Regions from separate parts of the Homo sapiens genome. Here region 1 is linked to region 2. The links are chromatin loops, found by intact Hi-C in ENCODE. Cell type or tissue: IMR-90. All regions are shown on one strand. Each heading gives the region's core, and the rest is flanking DNA. Links, peaks and the distances in the headings are about the cores only.

Evidence for each region. Hi-C counts contacts between places; a loop is a spot of excess contacts. Peaks named below come from ENCODE experiments on the same cell type or tissue, not always from the same donor. Only the 100,000 strongest peaks of a DNase experiment are listed, where the experiment ranks them.
Region 1: a loop joins it to region 2, with 2.5 times the contacts of the local background. A loop is called at or near these places in 4 of 110 quality-filtered maps.

Annotation. Positions count from the first base shown.
Region 1 is chr6:127,199,416-127,203,923 of GRCh38, reverse strand. All of the region lies in intron 1 of LOC105377989 (a long non-coding RNA gene), which reads left to right. RSPO3 (R-spondin 3) reads right to left here. Exons shown (of 5, transcript NM_032784.5): 5 at 4,443-4,508. Among named protein-coding and RNA genes, the nearest start is that of RNF146, 65 kb to the left of the region's middle. In IMR-90, for the core only: no CTCF peak of the experiment used is centred there; a DNase peak (open chromatin) is centred at 2,393.
Region 2 is chr6:127,537,380-127,541,887 of GRCh38, reverse strand. No RefSeq gene overlaps it. Among named protein-coding and RNA genes, the nearest start is that of SOGA3-KIAA0408, 20 kb to the right of the region's middle. In IMR-90, for the core only: a CTCF peak has its summit at 2,415 (motif pointing right); no DNase peak of the experiment used is centred there.

The DNA of each region.
Region 1 (4,508 bases), core at 1,014-3,513, 340 kb after region 2:
CAGATAAAAGAGTTTTCCTTCAAATTGATAATTAAATCACCCAATCTCGGTGAAGCTATACTTAGATAACTATCTGTATTTTCACATTTTCTGGATCTTTTTTGGTATCAAAACATACAAAGTTGCATAACTATAAAAGCACTAATATGTTTTATATCATTTTTACAGAATGGAAAACATCAATATTTATTGTGGATGCCAGGCTTGGTATATCAATTATTACAAAATCATACAAGGCTTTTAACCTCCATCTAGAAACCTGATAGAAAATTTTAGGAGAATGTTATGTCACCTATACATATGAAAATTGTCTAATCTGATAGCTCTACTGGTACAGCAAAGCACTGTTGCTAATTTCCTAATGGCAGAATCTATAGGTTGATTGATTATTTATTTAAAAGATACTTTATTAATGGATGGAAAGGGCATCTGCTGACTATTTTCATGTTTCATGTTTTATATTCCTGTCCCAAAGTGACTACATTAAACCTGAAACAAGTGATTTTTTTACACAGTCATTTCTCTTTATGCTTATTAATTTCTAATTATTCTTTGCTTGTCAATATAGTGTTAATTTATCCATTATCTAATTGACTGGTTTCTTTTGGGGGTGAAAGGGGTGGAGGCAAGGAAACTGATATAGGCCCTGAATTTCAAATTGCTTAGGCTTGCAAGGATGTTTATGGCCAAACAATCTATTTTGACAATTGTGGAAAGGATAATTCTCATAATAAATTTGAGAATTCTAGAGATACTAGAACAGCACATTCTAATGGTCTCTTCTGTTCTAGAAATAATACCATTTTGGATTTAATTGGATCATCTGGATATTCAAATAAAACTCTATTCTCTTGACCCTTTCACATGTACATATTAAGCTATCCTTTAAATATTCCATAGTTAACAAGTGGAATTGTTGGTTTACCACAATAATTCATTTCCCCCCCTAAAATTCCAACATTAAAAGGAGACTGGCAATCAAGAAAGCTAGAACTTATTTGCATGAAACTGACTCACTTTCCTAAATTGACTCTGCATGTCTATGTCTTTTTTGGAATCATAAATTATTCTCACTGCTGGTTTGGATAAAACTAAAATCTATTTTCCTGTAGCATTTGGTGTGTTCATAAAGTGAGTCATAATCATTTTTTTTTTACTATGGGAAAAAGATCAGTAAGGGTGAACTTAGTGATAAATAGGACCTTCTTCCAAATAGTTGCCACATGAGGAAAATCCCTTGTATGTGAAACACAAAGTGTTTCTATTTTTGTTTTCTAGTTTATTTTTATTAAACTTCTTTTAAGAAGTATAAATGGGGCCGGGCGCAGTGGCTCACGCCTGTAATCCCAGCACTTTGGGAGGCCGAGGCGGGCGGATCACGAGGTTAGGAGGTCGAGACCATGCTGACTAACATGGTGAAACCCTGTCTCTACTAAAAATACAAAAAATTAGCCGGGCGTAGTGGTGGGCGCCTGTAGTCCCAGCTACTCGGGAGGCTGAGGCAGGAGAATGGGATGACCCCGGGAGGCGGAGCTTGCAGTGAGCCGTGATTGCTCCACTGCACTCCAGCCTGGGCGACGGACCGAGACTCCTTCTCAAAAAAAAAAAAAAAGAAGTATAAATAATATTCTTTCCATAGCTCTATACTTCGAGGAATTTATTAAATTATGTCTTCTCCAGTTTATTCCTAGGTTAATTTTTAAATCATTAGGTAGGGTTTTTTTTCCTTCCCAAACTAGTCAATCAAAAACCATAAATAAGCAAAGTGTAGAACAGAAGTAGGGAAGGAAGTCAAAAGGATGGACGGACTGCTGCCAGGGACAGCACAGTGCCCCAGGGCATGGCACTCGTTTTTGGCATGTCATTCTGGTGGAGGGGCAGTACATGTCACTGAGTAGTTATAAGGATGAAAATAAGGGTTCCTTTCTTTTTGGGATCAGAATTCTTTTTACTTTTTTTCAAATCTTGAGATCATCATAGCCAGATAGTTGACGGAGTTGTCACCAAATTTTCTACCTCTTGGGAGATTGGGACCAACCTGGAATGTGCGTGTTCTGGGGAGACCGTATGTGGTAGCGTTAACTGACTCAGAAATGTCTCCAGTTCAAGATTCCACATTTAGTGGTAGTTTATTTTATTGTATTTGGGTATCACACAATGTACAAAGTAAAGTTGCACCTCTAGTTCCATGTTTGATATAGCTCCATTGCCAGCAGCTACAGAAAAAAAACAATGCAGATATACTAGAAGGAAGTGAAGTATATCCTTACTCCCTTCTAGTAAGGAAGGGCTACATTGTTGCATTCTCAAATATGTGGTCTCATCACGTACTTCTATTGACTCCTTTTGGGGAAGAATATAGGTAATTCTTAGACTGAAATCTCCAGTGTGGGCGGCAGTGTGAGCAATGGGGAAAGGAATGTCAAACTGTTGCTGTAGCTAGGGACTGGCTAGCAACAGTAATAGCTTATATATTTATTGTGCTTTATAATTTCAAAGCACTTAAAATACATTTGATTGTTTTATTTATAAAGGTAGACTCCTCTTTAAAATGTTTAAGAAGTTGTTAAATTTGTTGAAGAAAATCTAGATCTTGCTTGAAATTCATTTGTGATAGAAATTCGGAGCAGCTAAAATAGTAACTGATGCTAATAGTACAAAAGTGAATACTTCCATTAAACCTGTTAGGCAGAACACTTTGGTAAAGTTATTATTTAACCTTGTTTAAAAACTTTTCTTATATGTATCTGCCAGTTTTCTTTTTTAAAATAAAACTTAATCCTTTGTAGGTGATTCAGTATGTTGGATTGCCTCCACATCATATTGAACAACAATTTTCACTGCACACAGCTATAGATATAGAAGTAACTGTAACAGTTTGCAAACTGTTTATATGTCAGATTATTTTGTGGTCATGTAATTATGTCTTTTGAAATTATTATGTAGCCAATTTTCCAATTAATGAAATATTTCCACTTGTTGGAGTTGTGTTACCACTGTATTTTAAGGACTATGAATAAAAATGATTGCTATTTTGCTTTCTTGCTTCCCCCCTCCCTCCGTCTCTCCTATGTTTCTTCCTCCCTTTCTTTCTTTCTTCCTTCATTTTTTGTACCTGTGTATGTGATGGATATGTTAGCCTCAAAATTACTTGAGAGCCAGTATGGGCAAGAAAAGGTGTGTGACAATTAAAATCCTGATATTGAATGTCTGAAAGTAGCTGGAAGAAAATGAAGTATCCTCTGAAGAAAGTTGTTTTGGTAGTTCCAACAGTGAAGAAAATCTGTTGATGTTTCTTCCTGGATCATTGCAATTCTGAACAAGGACTCAGGGGAAAGATGATCATGCTGGCAAATACCCTGCTTATACCAGAAAAGAACTGAATTGAGGGCTAATCCACAGACATAAAGGGCTATAACAATCGAGGGCTTCCCAAGGAGCCAGACTTACTGTTCTCTTTCTGAACTTTGGTCCTTTACTGATAGCACGTATTTCCCATTTCTCCTTTTTATTCCTCTTGCCTACCAATGCACTTGCCTCCCCCAATCCACTGTTCCCCACAAACCCCACATCCAGCCAGCCCATAGGCTTCCTGCAGCTCTGTGTCTCACCGCCTCACCCTACCCCGCCGCGCCACACACACACACACAGTCACATTTCGAGTTCAGATTCAGAGTTAAGTCTTATCCTGGGTTGAGGCCTCTAGAACTTGACGTCTCAGGCTTCTTAATGGGGGATAATAGTTTTAGATCATGAAGAAATACCTCACTATTATATGTCATGGGCAATCTTGGAACTAATAATAAATATGACTTTAGAAGTTATGATGAAGGAGAAGGAAAGTGGGCTTTGGAGTCAGCCAGAGCTGGGTGTCACTTCCAAACTCACATGTTGCTAGTTGTATGACTTTAGACACTTCTCTGTGCCTCAGTTTCCTCTTTTGTAAAACAAGGACATCAATGACTCACAGGGCTTTTGGGATAATTACATAATATAGTATAGTCAAAGGGTTAAGTGGCTAGCATAAAGGAGGTACAGCCATTTGTTTTGTTTTGCTTTTCTTTTTCTAAGAACATTTGAAATAAAGTTACAATAATCTACTATGTTAGTAAGATGAAATGTTATTGCTTAAATTTGGAAAAATTTCAATTGATTTGATCATGATCCTTGTTTAATTTTATTTTTTCAGTGGTGGATGAATTCCAGACAAATTATCTTTGCGTTACAAGAAGTTACACCCTGTTTGTAACAGATCAACCACAAAACAGGCCTTTTCCCCATAATTTGACCAGAAATAGTTGCAGTTGTATTGAGAAAGAATCTAGTTGGTTCCTCTGCTATGAAAATATATCCATGGAAAATATATACTGTCTGTATTTATGCCCATTTATAAAAAATGTACTTTAAGTAGTTTCCTAATTTTAAGAAGACTCAAGACAAAATTACAATTTAATTACTAGTTAATATTATTAATTTCATTTCCATGATTCTCACATATATACTTATTC
Region 2 (4,508 bases), core at 1,098-3,597:
TAGAGAACATGGCAGTTTGGAGTTGATTCTCATGCAAAGTCCACAGGGTGAGGGTGGGGGATTTTGTCTGTATTAGGGGCCCCATCAGAAGGCATCCATTTGAAAAGTTCACACATTGGGATGGCCCTCCATGGAGGGGATAAAAAACTACCTGGAACCAAAGATTTCATCCATAAAATGGATTAAAGCACATCTTCTCCACCCCACTTCCCCTCTTTAAATTACTCTAGACAGGCTCTGTGAAACAAGACTGCTCTGGTTTTATCTGATTTTCATTATAAACCCAAGTCTGCTAAGGGCCAGGGTCCTGTGGGCATCGGAGATTCATCTCTCCTTTTATAGGTTACCCCTGACGTAGAAGTTTCATGGAGGCTGTTGTGCTTCCAAATAAACAAGCCCAGCCACAGCTTTCCCAGGCTCACCTGGGGAAGATGATTCCACTGCATTAGATCTTGGGGGTGGAGGACCCTTTACAGTATGGCGAAGATGAGCAGACATACCTTTGCCTTAAGTACATCTGCTTGAATAATGCTCTAACAACACTTAAGCTGATTTATCTCCTAGCATCTCTGAATAATTTGCTAAGCTGTTCCTGGTTACTGCCAAGAACAGTGTAAGTTATGTCTTGCCATGAAGAATTGGTGAATAATAGTGTTCATTCGGTTGTAATATGCAAGCCCATGTAAATATGCCTACAGGAGGCCCAGGAATCCTGCATCCTGCTTGGATGCAGGAAAACCCACCAGTACGCTTTCCTCAATCAGGGCACTATGACCAAATGCCACTCTTTCAGGCTCCCCCAGATCTTGAGCCTTGTGTATGTGAATGTTGATTCTTGCTGAATCTCAGGAGATTTCTAGGACACCTACGGATTACTCTGGAAGGAAGGAATGAGATGGAGGGGAGCAATATTGCTTTCTATATTCCAATGAAACATTCTTAGAATTGTCATTAATGTGGTACATTGTTAAATAACTGCTAAGAAGCCGGATGATTTCAATAAATATTCCAGATATATTTAAAATATATCACCCACATGGCTATACTAAAGAAAATATGTTAATGACTACACGTATACATTTTATATTTTAAGACTCCATTTAAAAAAACCTTTTACCTCAGTAAAACTGTGATTTATATTCAAAATATGTCTGATTTTAAATCTTACCACTCAACGGATTGCACTCATCAGCCCTTAGTTTACAATGTGACTAAAAACTGCTCCTATGGTGGCATTTGATACAGAAAGGGGAAATTAAACTAATTTTTTTAACAAGCTGGAGTAGCAGCTCTTTCTCACCTGAGGACGGATAGAATAATATTTCCACACACCAGGAAATATTGCTACGTCAAGGGAAGAAAATATGTTCAAATTACCTCTTTTTTCATGACTTTTTCCCTTGTTGATCATATCAAGGTTTGAAAAACTTCATCAAATAACTGAGGATTTGTAAATATTAGCCAGCTCCCAGGGATATGGGTCATGATATGATGAATTTTCTAAAGATATGTAAAAGACCTTGGTACACATCTAGTGCTCCCAGTACAAGCTTATTGATCACATACACTATGAAATATTATATCTTCTAAGTCAATGTCAGTTTATACTAAATATCATCAAATAATATTGGACTAAATATAGTCTTTAAAATATTCATGGTTGAGTGCTCAATTTTTTAATATATAAGCCTGTCAGGAATCCCTCACATTAAAATTATGTTGTGCTATGTAGACCTGATAAATGCTAGAATCCCGCTGTTGTAAATCACACATTTGTAAAAGAAAGGGGAACATGGCTACATTGTATTAAAATATTTGTTGGGTACAGAGTGAACATGTGGATTCAGAACCAAGCTGACTGCCAGCTTAGAGCCCTGTGACTCCCTATTTCCTATCCTAGTACCAAAGTGGCACAGCAGCTCTCAGGGCTGGCCCTGGAGTAAGCAAGCATGCCCTCCAGATGGTAGGCTAATGAGACCACTTATTTAACTATGTTTTGCCTCATTCTCAAGAGCACCTATTTGTCTCCTAGGAAGAAGGCTCACATACCAGGCTATCTGTTGCAAACCTTGACATCTGGTTCATTTCATACCATAAAATGAGAGCAAATGAATATTTTATGCAAGATAATTTATCCCAAATTTTCTAAATTTCAAAGTTATTGTGACATCCACCTTAAAAACGTGGGTTTTGAAAACATTAATTGAAATGATCCTTTAAATGGCTGCTATTCTCTTACTGGGCCCATAAAATATGTAAATATGTGGTTATATAGTTATTGCCAATTTATGATACATTTGTAAAGATTACATCAAGAAAAATAAAACTTCGAATATTAAATACATATTTAATGTATAATGCTGAAATTCTCTAGATTATCACTAGATGGTAGTATACAACATTAAATACAGTCTATTCCCCTGATTGTGCTGTTCTCTGCTTCAAGCTCTTTCCAAATGGCTTTTTAATGATCACAGATTTAATTATAACTAATATTTAATATCTTCTCTAGACACTGATCAAATAATATTATAGTAACTGAGTGATCTTGGACAAGTCGCTTATCCTCTCTGTGCCTCAGTTTCCTCATCTATGAATTGTAGTGCACAATCCCCCATGTAGCCTCTTGATGTTGCCTGAATATACCAAAGGTAAGCCTATAACCTAAAAAGTGACTCAGAATCTTTCCCCAGGGTTTTTCAAACTGTACTTAGGAGTAGCTAGTACATCCCTGGTAGTGGGAGCAGCACAATGTAAAATGCAGATGCTGGAGGAAGCAGGGCAGGAAGCTGCCCTTGAGTAGGAAAAAAAAAAAAAATGAAACTGAAAAGCAGAGAGGAGCACAGACAGTATACTGAGGTAGAGAGTGGGGGGTTCGGTGGGAGAGAGTCCTGATCATGTTGATTCCCTGGTTCCAGCTATTCCTGGAAGCCATGATGTCATTCTTCCAGGAGTTGATTATTCATTCATATTATTTTTCTTTCTGCCTTTCTTTCTTTCTCTTTCTTTCTTTCTTTTTCTTTTCTTTTCTTTTTTTCTTTCTTTCTTTTTTTTTTTTTTTTGGAGTCTCACTCTGTCACCCAGGCTGGAGTGCAATGGTGCAATCTCGGCTCACTGCAACCTCTGCCTCCTGGGCTCAAGCGATTCTCCTGCCTCAGACTCCCGAGTAGCTGGGATTACAGCCACACGCCACCACACCCAGCTAATTTTTGTATTTTTAGTAGAGACATGGTTTCACCATGTTGACCAGGCTAGACTTGAACTCCTGACCTCAGGTGAGACACCTGCCTTGGCCTCTCAAAGTGCTGGGATTACAGGCATGAGCCACCGTGCGCAGCCACATTCATGTACTTCTTTAATCAAACTTGATAAGAAGGCGTTTCTCCAATAAATATTCACTTTTGCCCCAGCTACTTTGACTAGGCTTAGTTACTTTAACCAATGCAATTCTTACCAATTCTTTCCCAGGTGAGAAAGAGATGCTACTCTAGCTCTTAAAAATTAGTTTAATTTCCCATTCCTGTATCAAATGCCAGCATGGGAGCAGTTTTATTCACATTGGTAAACTAAGGGCTGACAGAAGCTGCTCACTCATTCTGTCCATTGAGGAATAGTGGAGCTGTTTAAGTCCTTACCCACGTGGTCTATTTCAAGTTTAACTCCCAGCTATACATTTAACACCAAAAGAGGAAAAATGCAAAGAAGGGAGAAGACGAAATAAGGAGAAGTTCAAAGCTTTGGCTCATTAGAACTAATTAGAATCTTTTTTTTTTTTTTTTTTTTTTTTTGAGACAGAGTCTTGCTCTGTCGCCCAGGCTAGAGTGCAGTGGCAAGCTCTCAGTTCACTACAGCCTCTGATTCCTGGGCGCAAGCAATTCTGCTGCCTCGGCCTCCTGAGTAGTTGGGATTACAGAGCCCCCGCCACCACGCCCGGCTAATTTTTGTATTTTTAGTAGAGATGGGGTTTCGCCGTGTTGGCCAGGTAGTCTCCAACTCCTGACCTCAGGTGATCCGCATGCTTTGGCCTCCCAAAGTGCTGGGATTACAGGAGCGAGAATCTTAAAGAGATACACGGGCCGGGTGCAGTGGCTCACGCCTGTAATCCCAGCACTTTGGGAGGCCAAGGCGGGCGGATCACCTGAGATCAGGAGTTGGAGACCAGCCTGGCCAACATGGTGAAACCCCGTCTCTACTAAAAACACAAAAATTAGCCGGGCTTGGTGGCGCATGCCTATAATCCCAGCTACTCGTTAGTCTGAGGCAGGAGAATCGCTTGAACCCAGGAGGCGGAGGTTGCAGTGAGCCGAGATGGCACCACTGCACTCTAGCCTAGGCGACAAGGAGGAAAACTGTCTCTCAAAAAGAGAGAGAGAGAGAGAGAGAGATACACCTGCCCAAAAAACTCAAGCACTTTGAAAATAGGTATTGCCATTTAAAACCACAACTTCAATCCTAAAAATCTAGATACTTCAGTCCTCCCAGACATTTTCCTAGTGGGGATTTTAATA